Regions from separate parts of the Mus musculus genome. Here region 2 is linked to region 1. The links are chromatin loops, found by intact Hi-C in ENCODE. Cell type or tissue: gastrocnemius. All regions are shown on one strand. Each heading gives the region's core, and the rest is flanking DNA. Links, peaks and the distances in the headings are about the cores only. Region 1 overlaps Pdcl3 (phosducin-like 3). Region 2 has its middle 6.3 kb from the start of Gm24826.

Region 1 (9,041 bases), core at 646-8,645:
CCCAAGAAGCCCATCCAGGACCTGCTGCTGTCCTCAGTCCGGGGCCCTGTCCCCATGAGGAGGGACAGTGATTCTGAGGACGACTAAGATGGCAGTGATGGAACCTTTGAACCTTCTTGATATGACGCATTGTCTGGGTTTTTTATAAGGAGGGAAAAGCAAAATGTATCATTTTGGTTTTTAACCTTTTTATAATTATTTAAATTTTATACATTTCGGATATAATCATTGCTGAACTTTTTTAAGAAATTTGTTGGAACTCTTTAATTAATCATGTTTCTTTAAGAGAAATTTAAGCAAGCTTGTTATGTCACATATCTATGTTTTCCTATGTGTATTTCAGGAAACCATGAAACTGTTCAGTATTTTTTGACATGTAACTCTATAGAAAGGAATGTGGACTTAAAAAATATAATGCGAATAAATTTAAGTTAAAATCTCTATAAAAAATAACAGTGCAAAAAATGAGAACTCAGCTTTCTAGTTAGATCGTTCGTTTTCCTTTTGTAAAGCTAGCAAAAGGAGTATCAGCTAAAAGAAATGGCTGATAATTTTGAGACAGATACTGATTTATCAAATTAGCTGACAGATTTCAGCTCACTGCCATGTCTGTTTGCTTTCAGCCCAGTCTTCCAGGTAAACTAATGTTCTCTATGGCTGTTAAGACACCAGCTATTCTTTGTAGTGGCACATGCCTTTAATCTCAGCACTGGGAGACAGGGGCAGGCAGGTCATGTGAGATCAAGGCCAGTCTGGTTTGCATAGTTACCAGCTAGCCAGGGCTGCGTTACCAAGACCCTGTCTCCAAACCAAGCAGCTCTTCTTGGCTGTAAGGTCCTGTTAGAGTTGGTTTGGGGGAATAAGGTTTAAGCAGATACATATATAAGCTCTATCCCAGTCGATTTGTAAAAATATTTCAGGATATCCTGTAAAGTGACAATGAAAGCCGAAAAATATCTATAATATTTTTGTTGAATGCTATACCCTGTATAGCTGATTGGAATCTTAGAGATAAGAGTCTAAGAATACAGGGTTTACTCAGATTTTATTGTAAGATTTATTTTTCTGTACTCCCAAAACCGACAGTGTGTGAAAATGCCTTGTTTTCTGTTACGTGAGGGCCAAGACCCTGCTAGAACATCGGCCTTTGGAGTGGTTTCCTTCAGAGGCGCTTGTGAAGTTTTAACAGCAAGGTTGGAACAGTCTTGAGGTTTTGTTGCTTGTGATGACCCTACATGGTGTATAGGAGTGCTGCTGCCTTAGAATCTCTGCAGTGGCTCACAGCTGCAGAGACTGACGCTGTGTTTGCCGTAGAGCAGTGGTTCTCAACCTGTGGGTTGTGACCCCTGTGGGGGCCACATAGTAGATAGCCAAATTACAGTTATGAAGTAGCAACAAGGAAAATTTATATGGTTGGGGGTCACCACAGGAGGAGGAGCAGTACTAAAGGGTCACAGCGTTAGGAAGGTTGAGAACCACAGACTTAGCGTGAATTTTTATACTAAAGGAGAGGGGCAGGACCCGGATGCAGGCAGAGTGCAGTGTTGGGAGCTGCAGGCGCAGTTCTTCTGAGGAGCCTGTGTAGGATGTAATTCTTAACAGTCACTGAACCACGTTGATATAAGCGTGGACACTATCTCCATGCCAGACCAGGACCTTGTTGGTGATACAGAGATGGCGAGATGGGAACACAGCAACAGCTCTGATACCTGTAGCCTTGACCAGTGAGCCCCGCCTTCTCACAGTGCCCCGCCTCTGTCTGCACTTGCTCTAGAGGACCAGCAGCATCTTCATCAATTGGGATTAGGATCAGAGCCTGAGCTGCCCATGCCTATAGTTTAGTGAATTCGAAAGGTGCTCCCTGTGGTATTCACAATACCCTCTGCTGCCTCACTGCATTTACTGGGACAAAGGTGGTAAGGCTTGGCACTTAACCTATATACTTACATATGTTTGTTTGCCTGGGTGAGTGTATGCAAGTCACATGGGTGCAGGGGCCATTGGCTCCTCAAACCAGTTACAGGTAACTGTGAACTGACTTGTAGATGCTGAGGACCAAACCCACGTCCTCTGTAAGAGCAGAGCCCTCTCGACACTGAGGCACTGCCATAGCCCAGAACCTTGCTGCTTAAACATGGAGTTCATCTAACTGCACAGCAAGGGATGCAGACGGGGCTAGGAGACATTGTCCTTTCAGAAAGTACCAAAGCGCTAGACAGTAGAGAAAGAGCATCCCAGCTGCAGTGGCGGGTGGGTCTCCCAATGGCTCTGCTGGAGCGAGCAACACGGTGAATCTGAGGTCACGCCCCGAGCTGTGAGGAAGTGAGGAGGAAGACTGTGGTTCCCTCAAGAATCCCAAGTAGCCTGATGCCCGTTCCTAACCCCCAAGCCACTCCATTCTTAAAGGATGGCTTCCAAGATGCAGTGTGTGTGTGTGTGTGTGTGTGTGTGTGTGTGTGTGTGTGTGTGTGTGTGAGAGAGAGAGAGAGGGGAGGGGGATGGACGGGGTGTAGAGGTCAAAATCAATGACAAGCCAGGTTGACAGTGTGTGTGCCCTGTTTCATGATGTGATGGAAAGGTCACCTTACCTCTAGTCTTTCTTCCAAAAACCTACAATCAAGACATAACCACAACAAACCCAGCACAGTAGCTGAATGGAACTTTTGAAACTGTAGATAGAAGTTAAGAAACTGGGTATTCTATACAAAGCACTCGGTTAGCTTCCTAATTAAAAAAAAAAAATTGCACTGAAGGTTTATTTTTAATATGTGGCTCGTGAACCACATCACAAATGGAAGGTAACTTAGGTAGCAAAACAGTGCTCAGCTCTTGACTGACCTGCATCTGTGAGAACTTGTAACTCAAGGGTTCCCCTACGTCTTAGTCTGGATCTGCCCAAAGGCAGGGCCGGAACCAGCATTTGGGTGCAGCGTTTGTCGTTTGTCGGGTGTCTCCAGGCTGCAGAAGAGAAAGCTGAGAAAGGAAGACAAGATGGGGTGGGAAAAAGAGAGGTACAGTGGCTGGATAGTACACACACACCCCCAGTGTCCCCCCACAGATGGAGGCCTGGGCTTACACACCCCAGTGTCCACCAACAGATGGAGGCCTGGGCTTACACACCCCAGTGTCCACCCACAGATGGGGGCCTGGGCTTACACACCCCAGTGTCCACCCACAGATGGGGGCCTGGGCTTACACACCCCAGTGTCCACCCACAGATGGGGGCCTGGGCTTTGGGTTTCCATTCCTGGCTCCTGTAGGTGAGGGCCGCTCTCTGGGGGCATTAACTGCATTTCTTGGCTGTGTGTGCTCAAGAGCAGAGCAGGCATCTATGCCTGGAAGAAGACCACAGATGCTGCAGGTGCAACATGGTTCTGGGCTTGCCTGCTCCTGGCTCCTGGTTCTGCTCTGCTCATTAGGAAGACATTGCTTAGGTATGGGTTCTTGATTTTTATCTTTCCCATGCATATATTCAAAGGAAAGTAGGTGAAAGGAATTGGGTGTGATATTGTTTTCATTCTTAGAAATTATATCCTGACCAGAGTTTCCTCTTCCTCCAACCTCCCTGTCCCAACCCCCACCTCCCCTCTTCCCCAGATCCATTCCTCCATTTTCCTTCAGGAATATCAACCAAACATAATGAGTTACAACCTTCATATTAAGCTACAGCCTTCACATCAAGGCTGGCTGAGACAACCCAGCAGGGCGAAAAGGGTCCCAACTGCAGACAAAAGAGTCTGTTAGGACTCCCACAAGAACACCAAGCTACTGAACCTTCACATACACTGAGGACCTAGCTCAGACACACACAAGCCCCCTGCTTGGTGGCTCAGTCTTGGTGAACCCCTATGAGGGGTAAGTTGACTCTGAGGGGGTTTTTGTGGTGTCCTTAGACCCCTCAGGCTCCTACAACACTTCCCCCCCTTCTTTGACAGTATTCCCCAAACTCCACCTTAATGTTTGACTTTGGGTCTCTGCATCTGTTTCCATCAGTTGCTGGATGAAGCCTCTTTGTTAACAGTTAATGCTGGCTCCAGTCTACAAGTATACCATACTATCATTAGGAATAATTTCACTGATGTTCCTGGCCATGTTTGGTTCTAGCCTGGGTATCTGGGCTGTCCAGCCTCTGGTTCCTAGCTATCTAGGCATTGTCAGGGGTGGGCTCCCTCTCGTAGTGTGAGCCTCAAGTTGGACCAGTCAGTGACTGATCACTCCGACAAGTTCTGTGCCACCTTTACCCCAGTACATCCTGCAGGCGGGACAGATTGTAGGTTGAAGGGTTTTGTGGCTGGGTTGATGAGCCAGTCCCACTGCTGGAAGCTTTGCCTGGTTATAGAAGATGGTGGGTTTAGGCTTCATATCCTCCGTTACTAGGGTCCAGGAAGTCTTCACTGCACTAGGCTTCTATGTTAACCCCCAAATGCCTCCCAATTCCAGTCATCTCTCCCAGTACTCTCTCCCTCTGTCCCTCCCACACCACCCCCACCTGATCCTTCCAGTTCCGATCCCCACCTGCCCCCACTACACTTGTCAAATCTATTTCCTCTTCCCAGAGAGATCCATGGATCCCTGCTTGGGCCCTCCTTGTTACTTAGCCCTCTCTGGGTCTGTGGATTGTAGCATGGGTGTCCTTTACTTTGCAGCCAACGTCCCCTTGTGAGGACATACCATGTTTGTCTTACTAGGTCTGGGTTACCTTCCTCAGGATGATCTTTTCTAGTTCCATCCATTTGCCTGCAAATCTCATGATGTCATTGTTTTTAACAGCTGAGTAATACTCCACTGTGTAGGTGTGACACATTTTCTTTATCCATTCTTTGCTTGAGGGACATCTAGGTTGTTCACAGTTTGGGGCTGTTACAAAGAAAACTGTTATGAACATTAGTTGAGCAAGTATCCTTGCTGTGGGAGCACAAAGTTGTACAGCCACTGTGGAAATCAATATGGCAGTTCCTCAGAAAACTGGGACTCGATCTTCCTCAAGACCCAGCTATATCACTCCTGGACATATACTCAAAGGATGCTCCATCCTACCACAAGGGTCCAGTATTTTAAAATGTCCTTTGAGTGGCTTTGATGCCTCCCTTGCCAGTTAGGATGCTGGTGTTTTCTAGATCCTACCAGAAGGTGGCGCACGCTGACAACTTAATCACAATTGCTACTGCCCAAGGAAACCTTACAGATGGCCCCTGCCTTAAAAATGAGAAGCCAGTGTGCTTTGTATGAATGCAATCGCATAGACTGAGCCCAGGGAGACAAAGAGGTATCGGGTTGTTTTATTTAACTTTACCACTCTAGCTTTTAAATTTCAACTCTCCATATCTCTTTGCTCATTAAGCTTTAACTTGCTGAGAATGCCACCTTTCTAGGAAGACTGTTGGTGGTTAGAGTCCCCTGAGCACTTGTTAAAGGGAGTGCAATCTCTGAGGGGAAGAGCGAAACTTTTGACAAGAACCTTTCTGAGAGGGGATCTTGCAGCTGTAAAGATCCGTCACCACAGCAAGGGGATGGTGCATCAAAGAGCGGGAGAAAACAGCAAACAGATCTCTTGATAGCTAAAGCAGACTGACTTGAGCCATGCAACAAATACTACATTGTAACCCGAGGCAAAAAGTAATTACACAGTATCTATTATCCAAATATACGTGTGGAGGGAAAAGTTGACTAACAGAAATGAGTGTGTCCTCTCAGCACAACTTTGTGTTCCTGGGGGAATTTGAGGCGTCTACAGGATGAGTAATTCTACTCACTGCGCATGTGCTATTGAGAGTACCTCCTCAGGGTCAGCAGGCCCATCAACTACCCCCACCCCCTTCCCCCCACCGCCCACCCCCATCCCCCATCCCTTTAGTTTCAGCCCAGGTTTTCTGTTTCTGATTCGATGTTTCAGTCCTCTTGGGAATCTTTATGGACTAACTCCCAAACCCAGGCCCCCTTCAGCTGCAGTGGCTTTGCTGCAGCAAGAGACACTCTAGGTTTCAAAGGAAATGCTACAATGTTCCATGTTTTCAGTCCAGCTCTGGGCGCCACAGTTTCAACAGACCTGTGCTACTTTGCATGACCTCACATCTTTCCAAAGCAAGCTCCTTGGCATTTTCTGTGATAAGCACCATAGACCAGAATTCCCAACTGGCTGATTGAAATCACAGTGATGTGGAGAGGTTGGAATGTTATAGGTCCACAGGCTAATTCGGTTATTTTGGGCTAGCTTTAGCCCCCTTATTTAGAGCCAGTCCTTGCCCACACCTCAGTGTTGAAACTAACATCCTGACTAATAGATACAAACTCTTGCAATCTATTACCTTAGTAGACTACAGTTTCCACCAACTCCAAAGCTGGAAGTCATCAGCACCTTAGGCCTGTAGAAAAGGGTGCCCATCTCACCCACCGTACCTGCCCTTCTGGTGTACTCACCAATGTGTTTTAAATTTGCCTTGGTTTATGACATTCTATATCCTGTACAATCTGTAAAACTTCATGAAACTGACCCCCGTACTGGAACATGGAATTAGGGGTAGCCTAATCTGTGTTCCCAGGCTGTGATCACTCAAAGTGGCTCCAGGATAAACTATCTCTTACTCTTGTTAAGGTGAGCGCTATAGTTTCTGTGTTGATGGCAGGTACAGCTGTGAGCTGTGTGGGGCAGGAAGTGAGATGGCAGCTGTACCCACCTCTCAGTTGGAGGCACTGTACAGCATCCAGGCAATTCTATGCTATCAATAAGGAACAGAACAAGTCGGGTGTGGTGGTGCACGCCTTTAATCCCAGCACTCAGGAGGCAGAGGCAGGCGGATTTCTGAGGTCGAGGCCAGCCTGGTCTACAAAGTGAGTTCCAGGACAGCCAAGCCTATACAGAAACCCTGTCTTGAAAAACCAAAAAAAACAAAAAAAAACAAAAGCAAAACAACAAAAAAAGGAACAGAACAAGTACACTCTTTTCTTTCAATTTTCATATATATGAATAATATATTTGTTAAATATTAGGTATTTTATATCTATTAAATAGCTAAAAATGCTTGAACATAAAATCTTATTAAGTTGTTTGACTCTTATAACTACTTAATAAAAGGAACCGTTGCTAACACTTACTTTGCCCAGTGCAGGATAGTGAATTTAGGGCCCTGTGCACACTAGGACAACACTCAGGGCTCTGCGCACACTAGGACAATCCTTTTCAATGAACTTTGTCCCAGCCCAAGAAACTGGCCAGTATTTCTTTTAGCTTAATTGCACATGAGCCAAACCTAGTGGGCCACGAGCCGACCTGCTGGGGACTTAGGACCTTCTGAAGCAGTGGTTTGCCTTTCTGGTTTATGAGTGAGTCTGACGCTCAGCTGGTTGGCTCAGATTCTTCCCTGAGAATTGATTACCTCTGGGTCCAGGGAGGATACTGTTGAACATGTCAGGCAGGGACCTGGGGGAACTCTAAAGGCACCCACCTTCCTGACATAATGATCCCTTCCTCTCTCTCTGCTGTCTGTCACATCAACAAAGCTTGTGGGTCTCTTGTAGTACCAGTGGAGGTAGCATGACCTTCCTGGGCCTCAGTTTCCATATCTGTGCAGAGGACCCATTCCATGCCCATGCTGTGGAAATTAAGTGAAAGATATGCAGGCCGCATGGTGTCTATGGTCTTCCTGTTATAACCGGCAGCGGCAGCCTGTTTTATTGTATTTTATTTTGAGGCTTTAGTGCAGGAAAGCTTTGCATGTGGGATTAGCTTCTTGGTCTACACCCTGTGATTCTCAGTGGGGCCTCATATGACCTGGAAACTCGTAAGTCCACCAATAAAGCTTGAGTCTCACTTGGGAAATGTCACACCATTTCCCCTTTGCTTTATGTGGCTACCCTTACACAGTATTTCTTGTATAATGTATTTGTTCCCATGTTCTTCTTTTTGTTCTTAGTATGTTAAGAAACACTCATCTCTCTCGGTCTTTTATTTTTCCATTCTGTGGTCTGATCTGGAAGAGGCCTTTCCACAAAAAGCACGAAGCCATTATGTTGTCACGTGAGACTCTATCACTTCCAGGACAGATCGCCAAGAGGTAGAATTGCTCTCTTACTGGTTTCCCTCACTGAGATTTTATGAAGGCCACTGTGGTGTCACGGTCTTGGGTTCCCTCAGGCACTTTGTCAGTATGACTTGCCCTCTAAATATCAGGGTGGCATCGCAGGACTGGGGTGTTAGAGTCCTACTGGGGCATCTGGGCCTTCCATTTATCTCTGGGGAATTTTAAGATATGAATCCTCAGTAGAGGCACACACATGCAGTCCAAGGTACCTACTCCATTTCCCCTTGCTTTAGAACGAGCTTGAGAGAGGAAAATGGACAGGACATGAAGCAGAAGTGACATTTTATAATGGGGAGGGTTGTCCCTTGGGACTTCTTGTTCTGCTTCTTCCATCTCTCCCCAAGTGAATCCTGCTGCCTCCGTTCTGCCTCTCTTCCTGTCGGTGACAAGTCCTGGAAGCATGAGCTTCTAGCATCAGTGGATATATGTGGATGTTTTAATGAGTTGGGAGAAAATCCCTTTGAAATAAGTTTTGAGTCCACATCCATCAATGACATGGAAGCTCTATAACTGTGAGGGATAGTGGGTAGATTTATGTCAACTTGACACAAGTTAGAGTTATCTGAAAGGAGGGAACCTCAAGTGAGAATATGTCTTTATAAGATCTGGTTATAGGGCATTTTCTTAGTGATTGATGGGGAAGGGCCCAGCCGTTTCTGGGTGGTGCCATCCTTAGGCTGGTGGTCCTGGACTCTATAAGAAAGCAGGCAGAGCAAGGCATGCGGAGTAAGCCAGTAAGCAGCACCCTCCATGACTACTGCATCAGCTTCTGCCCCCCAATTCCTGCCCTGTTTGAGTTCTTGTCCTGACTACCTTTGAATAAACCTTTTCTCCCCAACTTGCTTTTTGGTCATGGTGTTTGATCGCAGCAATAGAAACCCTGACGAAGACAGTAGCTTATTCTAAAAAGATGCAGTTCCCTCAGGACTTGACCTGCTGCTAACCTGACTCTAGACTCACAGG
Region 2 (9,041 bases), core at 571-8,570, 530 kb after region 1:
GAGAACGCCAGACTCCAGGAGGTGAGTTTTCGTGAAACTCTCTGCCTCGTGAGTGGCTTCCAGGCCTCTCGGCCTGTCAAGCTGACTCGACCAGAGTGCGTGGCAGAGAATCAACTGAGAGAATGCCTTGTAAGATGGGGCTGTTCACAAGCCTGCAGAGCATTTTCTTAATTAGTGATTGAAGGGGGAGGGCCAAGCCCATTGTGGGTGGGGCCACCCCTAGGCTGGTCACCCTTGGTTCTATAACAAAGCAGGCTGAGCAAGCCAGTAAGCAGCACCCCTCCTTGGCATCTGCATCAGCTCCTGTCTCCAGGTTCCTGCATATTTGAGCTCCTGTCCGAACTTCCTTCAGTGATGAGCAGTGATGTGGAAGTGTAAGTCAAATAAACCCTTACCTCCTCAAGTTGCTTTGATCATGGTCTTTCATCACAGCAATAGGAACCCTAACTGAGACACCAGCCACAAATAAACGCCACCCTGATCCACCTTGTGTGACAGTAGGTCACAAACCCCTCATTCCAGAGAAGGCTTGTCCTATTCAAGGCAGATGGAAAAACAACACAGAGAGTCAAGAAGGAGCCTTCAGCTCCAGGAGGAAGCTCTGATCCTTGCATGTTGACCTCACCAAACTTCCCCCACCCATCTGACAATATTACTCAGAAAACAAGGCTTCCACCTCAGGCTACAGCCCAAGAGAGCAGAAGAGGAGAAACTGACCCCAGAGATAGGATTTTCCTGTCACATACAAATATAATTCAAACTCAAACTCATACTCCTGACTCGGCATTTCTAGTAGCTGGGATTACAGCCTACTTAAATTCATCTTTAATAGTTGTTATAGTAAGTAATATCTGTAAAAGGATTTCTTCTTTCTGGTGGCAATGGAGCAAGGGACGAAGTTCCCTATTTGGTTAAGATAAAGCAATTTAATACTTTGTCTCTGCCTGATAAATTCTCAGCCCAGATGAAATATCCCAGGAAGGTTTAACCCTAAAAAGATGTTCACTTTTGACTTCAATTTGGGGATAATTGTCAAATAAAAAAGTAGAATTTTATGTGAGGTACATCCTGGGAAAGATGGTTCTTAGAAGGAAGGGAGTTAGGAAGGAAGAGAAGCCTGAGGGGACATGCCCATGAGAGCACATGCATTGTCCATTCCTGATTCTCACCTGAGACACTTAACATTGTCATGGTTATATTTTGTATTCCTAAAGGTTTAAGGAATCGGGTCAGGAGGGACTGAATTTTATTCAAAAGCTTTTCCTACGTCCTGGATTTGTGTTCTCAGCCTGCAGGGGACGGTGTGGGTGCTGGGAGAGGGTGTGGGGTCGGCTCTGTGTGTTGGTAGTGGCCATACAGCTATCAATGGAAGTTGATGATTTTGCCCAATTTAAGAATAGGTTGGTGACATTGGACCAATTTCGACTGCCATCTAGTGGTAAGAACATGCACAGACCTTGGAAACACCAACCCTAACCTACCTGGGCCCCCTCCACTATGATATAATAATCTTAGGGTGTTTTCTCCAAAGAGCAACTCAGGTGATTCCTTGTTTGTTGAGACAGGGTTTCTATGTGTAGCCCTGGCTGTCCTGGAACTTGCTATAAAGACCGGGTTATCCTCAGAGATTCTCTGCCTCTGCCTCTGCCTCTGCCTCTGCCTCTGCCTCTGCCTCTGCCTCTGCCTCTGCCTCTGCCTCTGCCTCTGCCTCTGCCTCTGCCTCTGCCTCTGCCTCTGCCCTCCAAGTGCTGTAATTAAAGGTATATGCCATCACTGCCTGGCTCTGATGTGATATAACTTTGTTAAAAACCCAGTAAACCTGGGTTGGAGAGATGGCTCAGCGGTTAAGAGCACCAACTGCTCTTCCAAAGTCCCGAGTTCAAATTCCAGCAACCACATGGTGGCTCACAACCATCTGTAATGAGATCTGATGCCCTCTTCTGGTGTGTCTGAAGACAGCTAGAGTGTACTTACATATAATAATAAATAAATCAAATCAAAACAAAAACCCAGTAAACCAGCCGGGCGTGGTGGCGCACGCCTTTAATCCCAGCACACGGGAGGCAGAGGCAGGCAGATTTCTGAGTTCGAGGCCAGCCTGGTCTACAGCGTGAGTTCCAGGACAGCCAGGACTACACAGAGAAACCCTGTCTCGAAAAACCAAAACGAAACAAACAAACAAAAAACCAGTAAACCTTAGTTCCCTCCTAAGGATTGGCATAGATCTTATTGAGTTTTTCTTCTGTAAAACTTTAAGTTTCTGTGATTAGCAGGCTGGGGGTGGGGGAGTGGATGCAAAACAGGCCTTATTGGGTGATGGGTTTGGACGGAAGCAATCTTGAGAATGTATTGATCACAGAAGCAGTCTTGGAATGTATTGATCATGCAGATCCATGAATAGAGTGGGGGATCTAGAAACAGAGAGCTGTGGTCATCAGATTCGCAGCAACAGTGCTCAGAACACGTGAAGAAATGATTCGGGGGCAGGGAGGGGCGCGATGTCCATCAGAGCAAGAATGAGACTAAATCCCTAATTTACCCCTGTATAAAGACAGATTCAAATCCATCGAAGGCCAGGGGATGAAAAAACGTCTCCTGAGAGACAATCTTCTGTCCGGCATTCTGACACCTGGAGAAACAACAGCATCAGCTGCTAATGGATCTTAGGGAAAGAAAAGGCTCCGCCCACCAAAGGGAGCAGGAGCAGAGGGAGGAGTCACCCCACAGAAGGGCTCAAGTGGGGGATTAGTAGCCAGAATATGCAGCGAATGAAAAAAAAATTAAACATCCCAAGAACAAATAGCCCAATCAATCACTACATGAAAAAATAAAATGATTTCTAAAAGAACACAGATGGCCATTACATGAAACACAGAGAAATGTTCAATATCTTTAGCTACCAGAGAAATACAAGCAACAATGAGACTCCATCTCACCGCCAGTCAGGACAGTTTTACCAAGAAAACAGCCATAAATGTTGGTATTAAAACAAACTCAAGTCAGCCAGGCAGTGGTGGCGCACACCTTTAATCCCAGCACTGGGGAGCAGAGGCAGGCAGATTTCTGAGTTCGAGGCCAGCCTGGTCTACAGAGTGAGTTCTAGGGCAGTCTGGGCTACACAGAGAAACCCTGTCTTGAAAAACCCAAAACAAACAAGCAAACAAACAAACATAACTCTTGCTCCAAATCAAATAAGAGATCATTTAAAGCTGGGTATGGTGGAACATAGAATAGTGTTAGCAAGTAAGAGGCTACCCTGGGCCACAAAATGAGACCCTGTCTCAAAAAAGAAAAAGTAGTCTATTTTGAACCAAATTTGAGGGTTCATAATTTAAGAATATGGGTTCAGACTGCCCTGAACAGAAGGCAGACACAAGCAGCACATTGAACAATGCATTACTTCATGTGAGGCTCAATGGTAGAACACCACCTAGCATGCTCATCGCCCTGGATTCAATCTCCAAAACTTCAAAACCAAATCAAAAGAAAACACTTTGGTGTGCATTTCAGATAGGCAGCTTAAGACAGAGTGGAGAAACCCTGGAGCTAAGTTTCAGGTGTTAACTGGTATTGCCACGTCTTTGGTTCCTAGGGACACACGAGCTTAGCAAGACACTGCAAATGTGTCCTGTGAAAGTGAGGAGTTTGTTAGGTCAGACACACCAGGGGATGATAAACAGCTATTTTAGGAACAAAAGATAGCCTGAGATAATTTTTTTTTTCATTTTTTGTTTTTTGAGGCAGGGTTTCTCTGTATAGCTCTGGCTGTCGTGGAACTTACTCTGAAGACCAGACTGGCCTTGAACTCAGAAATCCACCTGTCTCTGCCTCCCAAGTGCTGGGATTAAAGGTGCGCGCCACCACTGCCTAGCAGCCTGAGATAATTTTGACTACCTACAATTAATAGTCCCATAGCCATGAGGTTCGAGTCAGTCTGTAGAATCTTCAACACAGATGCAACTTTTTCAGGAAAATGAAGTTCACACTGAAGAAGATGCCCTTGCCCTGCATGGGGCTGGAGCCCTTAGGGGAAAGTCCTTTCTCAACGCACCTTCAAAGTGTTCTCTCTTCCCGCTACAACTACAAACTTTTCTTGGGAAAAGAAGCCAAGCACACGCAGAAGTATCCCTGTCTGCTATCTCTCTTGGATTTTGATCTCTAACTGCGCAAGCACAAGTATGCACATCTCAGCACCGGAAAGGTGGTTCCGAGGTTAAGAACCCTGGCTACTTGCTAAGAATCTGAGGTTGATTCCCAGCGCCCACTTAGTGGTTTAACATTTATCTGACATCTGTAACTCCAGTTCCAGGGGGGATCCACACTCCCTTCTGGCCTCTGCAGGGACCAGACACGCGGTGCACAGGCTGGCATGTAGGCAAAAAACAGACAGAGAGAGAGCGAGAGATTGAGGGAGAGAGAGAGAGAGGAGAGAGAGGAGAGAGAGGAGAGAGATCTGTGGTTTTATACAATGGGAACTGTATTTACAGGTTTAAACTGCATGGGGTAGGGTTGCTAATTACCTAATTCACCTACTATAGAAATAATGACCCGTGTGGCAACAGTAAAGCCAGTGGTAAGTAAGGGCCGGGTGTGCACAGTCTCCGGGTGGTTTGGGGAAGAGCCCTGTAATTCAGAAGGTCGGCAGAGGTTGGGAAACAATGTTTCAGGAAACTGTGGTTTGGCCCAGTTCATAAGTTCAGCTGTGGATGTGCCAGACCTGACTAACAATGGCCTGCAGCCTGGATTCAAGTGGCCCACGGCAGGGCCGCTTTATTTTGATTGTCTTCCTCGACAACAAACATACCCAAATATTCATATAATACTAATATATGTGTTTATTTTACTGTTTCTAGTTAGCATTGCTCTAGAAGGAGGAGTAATGTTTCCAGGTTTTTTAAAAACATTTATTTATTTATTTAATGTATTTGAGTATACTGTCACTCTCTTCAGAAACACTAGAAGAGGGCATCAGATCCCATTACAGATGGTTGTGAGCTACCATGTGGTTGCTGGGAAGTGAACTCAGGACCTCTAGAAGAGCAGTCAGTGCTCTTAACCACTGAGCCATCTCTCCAGCCCCAGACTGTTTTAATGTTTATTTTCAAATAATCCCAAATTTCCATGAAAGTTAGGGGATAATGTGAGGGCTATTTTCACCTGCTTTTCCTCAGTGGTTAACTAATGCCTTCTAGAAGCGCAGCATACAGTCACAACTAGGAAACCGGCCAAGTCACAGTGTATGCATAGTTGCCTGGGAACTTATCACATGTGTGGACACAGCCCCGAAGCCACAGGGCACAGCCTTGCTCTGTCACTAGGATGTCCCCTTATGTGAAGCCTTTAGGGTTGGTCAGGCCTATCGCTCTACCTCCAGCACTTGCAACTCATCTGTTTTCTACCTCCGACCTTTAAGGAGATACTGTTTCAGTGTGACATAGGAGACTTTCAAGATGGCTGCAGGTGCTGAGCCCTCTGGAAAACAGAAAAGGAACAGGGCTAGGGTGGTAACTCAGTTGCTAGAGTGCTTCCCTAGATACACTAAGCCCTGGGTTCAATCCTCAGCACTGCCTAAACTTGGTGTAATGTAGCCTGCCGTGATCCCTGCACTTAGGAGCTAGAGGTAAGAGGAGAGACGTTCAAGGTGAATCTTGGCTACACCCGCTCTCACAAGACACCACCCAGAGAGCAAGTGTATTATTACATTTTAAGCCCAGTGGCTGTGGGAGGACCCCAGAAATCAGGGAAAGACTAGGAGCTTGTTAGATCGAGAAAGAGAGAGAGAGAGAGAGAGAGAGAGAGAGAGAGAAGCTCTCCCCATCCACAGCCAGTGCTAAGGTGCCAAGGTGTCTTTCCCTAAGGGAGCATGAGTCCCAGCAAACTCTACAGCTGTCCTGAGAACCCAACTTGTCCAGCAAAGTTATTCTGATAAACTCACTGGTGTTCTGCACTGCAGGCTACAGTTGTTGCAACCATGGAGGGACATGGAAGGTGTCACCCTGAAGAACTGGAAGACCAGGGAGGTTGTCCTCTGAGATCAGGGTGCAGACAAGCTGAATGTGTCTCACACTGTACCAGGACTGATGGCGACCACCCATACAGCTCCCACCCATCATAATGAATGCACAAGCACCTCGGCTGCCCTGACAGTGCACAGCCAAAGGAGGTCTAAGCTGTGGGGATGCTAACGTCTTACTTCTCCCACCAAAGCCACCAAAGCAATATATAGGAACACTATGATTCTGGCTGCTAGTCAAGGAGCATGTTGTACCTTGTCTGAGCACACACTGCTTTCAGCGGTAGGTATGAGGTCACCCACAAGGGGGCGCTGTGGCTCCTGACACAGCTTCTTAGTCCCACGCTGCTTGGGACTAGGAAGCTCTTACCCGACCGAGTAGGGGCAGTTTGTATTGTAAAAAATAGTCTCTGAGGATTACCCTGGTACACTTTCCTGTTTATGCCATAGCTGCCTGGACAGCTAGCTAGTCTATCCTGACAGTTGCATTGGTCACAAAGGCAGTGGGCTTTCCCAGATTCATTGCAGTTTGCAATGTCACTAATCACAAAGCTACAGGGAGATGATACTATAATAATCACTCCGGTTATATAACACCAACATTGTGTAACAAGCTGATACCCAAAGTCACATCTTCAAAAGAAAGCCATCCGCAAAGGATGGTAGAAATCTCAGCCCACCAGACACACAAATCTCAAGGTAGGGACACAATAAATGTACACACACACATAAGAGACACAACAATTTCAATTACTTTCTTGTAAGATAAGGAAAAAACGGAGTGCCCACCTGCCCGATAAGGATTCTAGAGAATTATTACAAAAACCTCCAATGGCTCATCTAGTAAAGGTGCTTGCAGCCAAAACCCAAGGACCTGAGTTCAAACCCTGGGCCCACGTAGTAGAAGGAGTGAAGTGAGCCCTGCAGGGTGTCCTCTGCCTCCTGGCATACATTAATTATGCATGCATGTACCCACTCATAAAACAAACTAACGAGCATCAAAAGACCAAGGAAAGCCCACAGAATAGAGGCGAGGAGTTAAAGGAAGTCAGAAAGACGCTGTGGCTGTAAATGGAGAATTCACCACAAAGAAGTAGGGATTTTGAAAAAAGAACAATTAGTCAAATTTAAAAAAAATCCAGCTTTAACAAAGTTCGATCTGATCTGTGAATGGGGACTTGAAATCAGCCATTCAGGCACAAAGTGGGTTGGGAATTGTTGTTATTCTAATGTTGATTGAACTTTGTCTGAATGTGAACCAAGTTAAAGAGCACCATGAAAAGAAGAAGTAATGTGAAGGTTGTCTTTAGAGGAAAAGATATACTTGAGCATTTAGTCTTTCATCTGGCTCTCGACTGGGTGTGGTATCCCAGCAGTTCGTAGAGGCAGAGGGGCAAAGGGGCAGAGGGGCAGAGGGGCAGAGGGGCAGAGGCAGGTGGGTCTCTGTGGACTGGAAGATAGCCTGGTCTACATAGAGTTCCAGGCCAGTCGGAAAGACTCTTGAGAACCTGTCTCAAAAAATAAAACATACAAACAAAATCTAAATAAATAAATAAAGCGTCAACGTTCTTCTGTATATTGGTGGGAATGGTTTGTCTGAGAGAAGATATGGCCATTACACATCATTCTGTATATTGGTGGGAATGGTTTGTCTGAGAGAAGATATGGCCATTACACATCATACTTTTCACCTACCCTGTAACCAAGTTACAGGCAATGTGCTCTGAGATCATTTATAACAACGCAGTCATTCAGATTCCATACTGGAATCAGCTTGTCCAGAATTAACTGACCTCTAAGAACAATGTAACCAGTCTCACTATGCCCTGGATGACACACTGTGTTATTTCCTGCTTGCTTTCTGAGAATCTTTGATGTCTCTGACTCTGTGTGTGTGCTGTGATGTATCTTCTGTCTGTCTGTCTGTGTGGAGGCTATGTGTGTATGTCTGTGTGTGTGGGGTGCATGTGCCTGTGTTTATGTCTCTCTGTGTGTGTCTTTGTATCTGTGTGGTGTGTGTGTGTGTGTGTGTGTGTGTGTGTGTAATGCAGTAATAAGGTCTAAGACCATTTGCTGGAGGCAGTAATGCACTGAGAGCAACAAAACTCCCTCCCCCACTATGTTGGCTGTGGAGAGGATCTGACTGTGCTGTGTGCTGTTCTGAGTTAGCAACACCGGAATCCCATTTCTCCCTTACACTGAGATCGATTGAGATGAAAGATCCTTATTCCCTCTGGTTGCCATATTTGCCGTGTGGATCAATGCGTGGGAGGATGAGAGGATGGCCTTTGCTTGGGACTGAATTCCAGCTTCTTAGATGAGCCCTCTCTTGGATTAGATGGCTCTGGCTCTCGCTTAGACCAGGTGGCCAGCTAATACCCATGCTTCCCTGACTATTCCATGCAACGTAAAGAGAGGAACACTACCAAACTCAAACAACAAGCCAGGACCACTCCCGGGCAAACACTAACAGCTATTCTTCTTGAATATAGCATTGCCATGGTATTTATATATTTAGCCATGTGGTGTGTGTAGGGTGGGGATCGATTTCTTTAAGTTTTATTTGTGTGTGTGCATAGTTGTGGGCACATGGATGCTATGGTGTGTCAGAAGAAATGTTTTGAGAACCAGTTCTCCCCTCCCACATAGACCCAACATCTGCTTCTGTTCTTGTCAGGTAGCAGACACCCACTTTAGCACACAGACATACATGCGGACAGAATATCCATACACATAAAATTAATTAATTGATAAGAATATTTAAATTAATTAAAAAAAAACCCACTACTCAGCACTCCAGTGACCTTTGCAGAGATATGATCACAGCACCCGGGAGAACAGCTTCAAGGAACAAGGCTCATGGTTTCACACATGCCATTCCATCAGGCAAAGAAGGGCATGGTAGAGCAGAGCCCTTTGCAACATGGTGGGCAGGAGGCAGAAGAGCAGACAGGAAAAAGTCAATAATAAATATTCTTACCACTACTGGCTTGCTTCTTCTAGCTAGGCTCCGCCCCCTAAAGATTCG

The links. Hi-C counts contacts between places; a loop is a spot of excess contacts. Peaks named below come from ENCODE experiments on the same cell type or tissue, not always from the same donor. Only the 100,000 strongest peaks of a DNase experiment are listed, where the experiment ranks them.
Region 2: it touches region 1 in a loop (7-fold over the local background); 38 of 42 quality-filtered maps call a loop at or near these places.

What each region holds. Positions count from the first base shown.
Region 1 is chr1:38,996,197-39,005,237 of GRCm38, forward strand. It overlaps Pdcl3 (phosducin-like 3), which reads left to right. Exons shown (of 6, transcript NM_026850.4): 6 at 1-1,040. The coding sequence ends at 87. Among named protein-coding and RNA genes, the nearest start is that of Pdcl3, 13 kb to the left of the region's middle. In gastrocnemius, for the core only: a CTCF peak has its summit at 5,114 (motif pointing right); a DNase peak (open chromatin) is centred at 5,136.
Region 2 is chr1:39,521,322-39,530,362 of GRCm38, forward strand. No RefSeq gene overlaps it. Among named protein-coding and RNA genes, the nearest start is that of Gm24826, 6.3 kb to the left of the region's middle. In gastrocnemius, for the core only: CTCF peaks have their summits at 1,434 (motif pointing left) and 6,319 (motif pointing right); DNase peaks (open chromatin) are centred at 1,417, 5,245 and 6,315.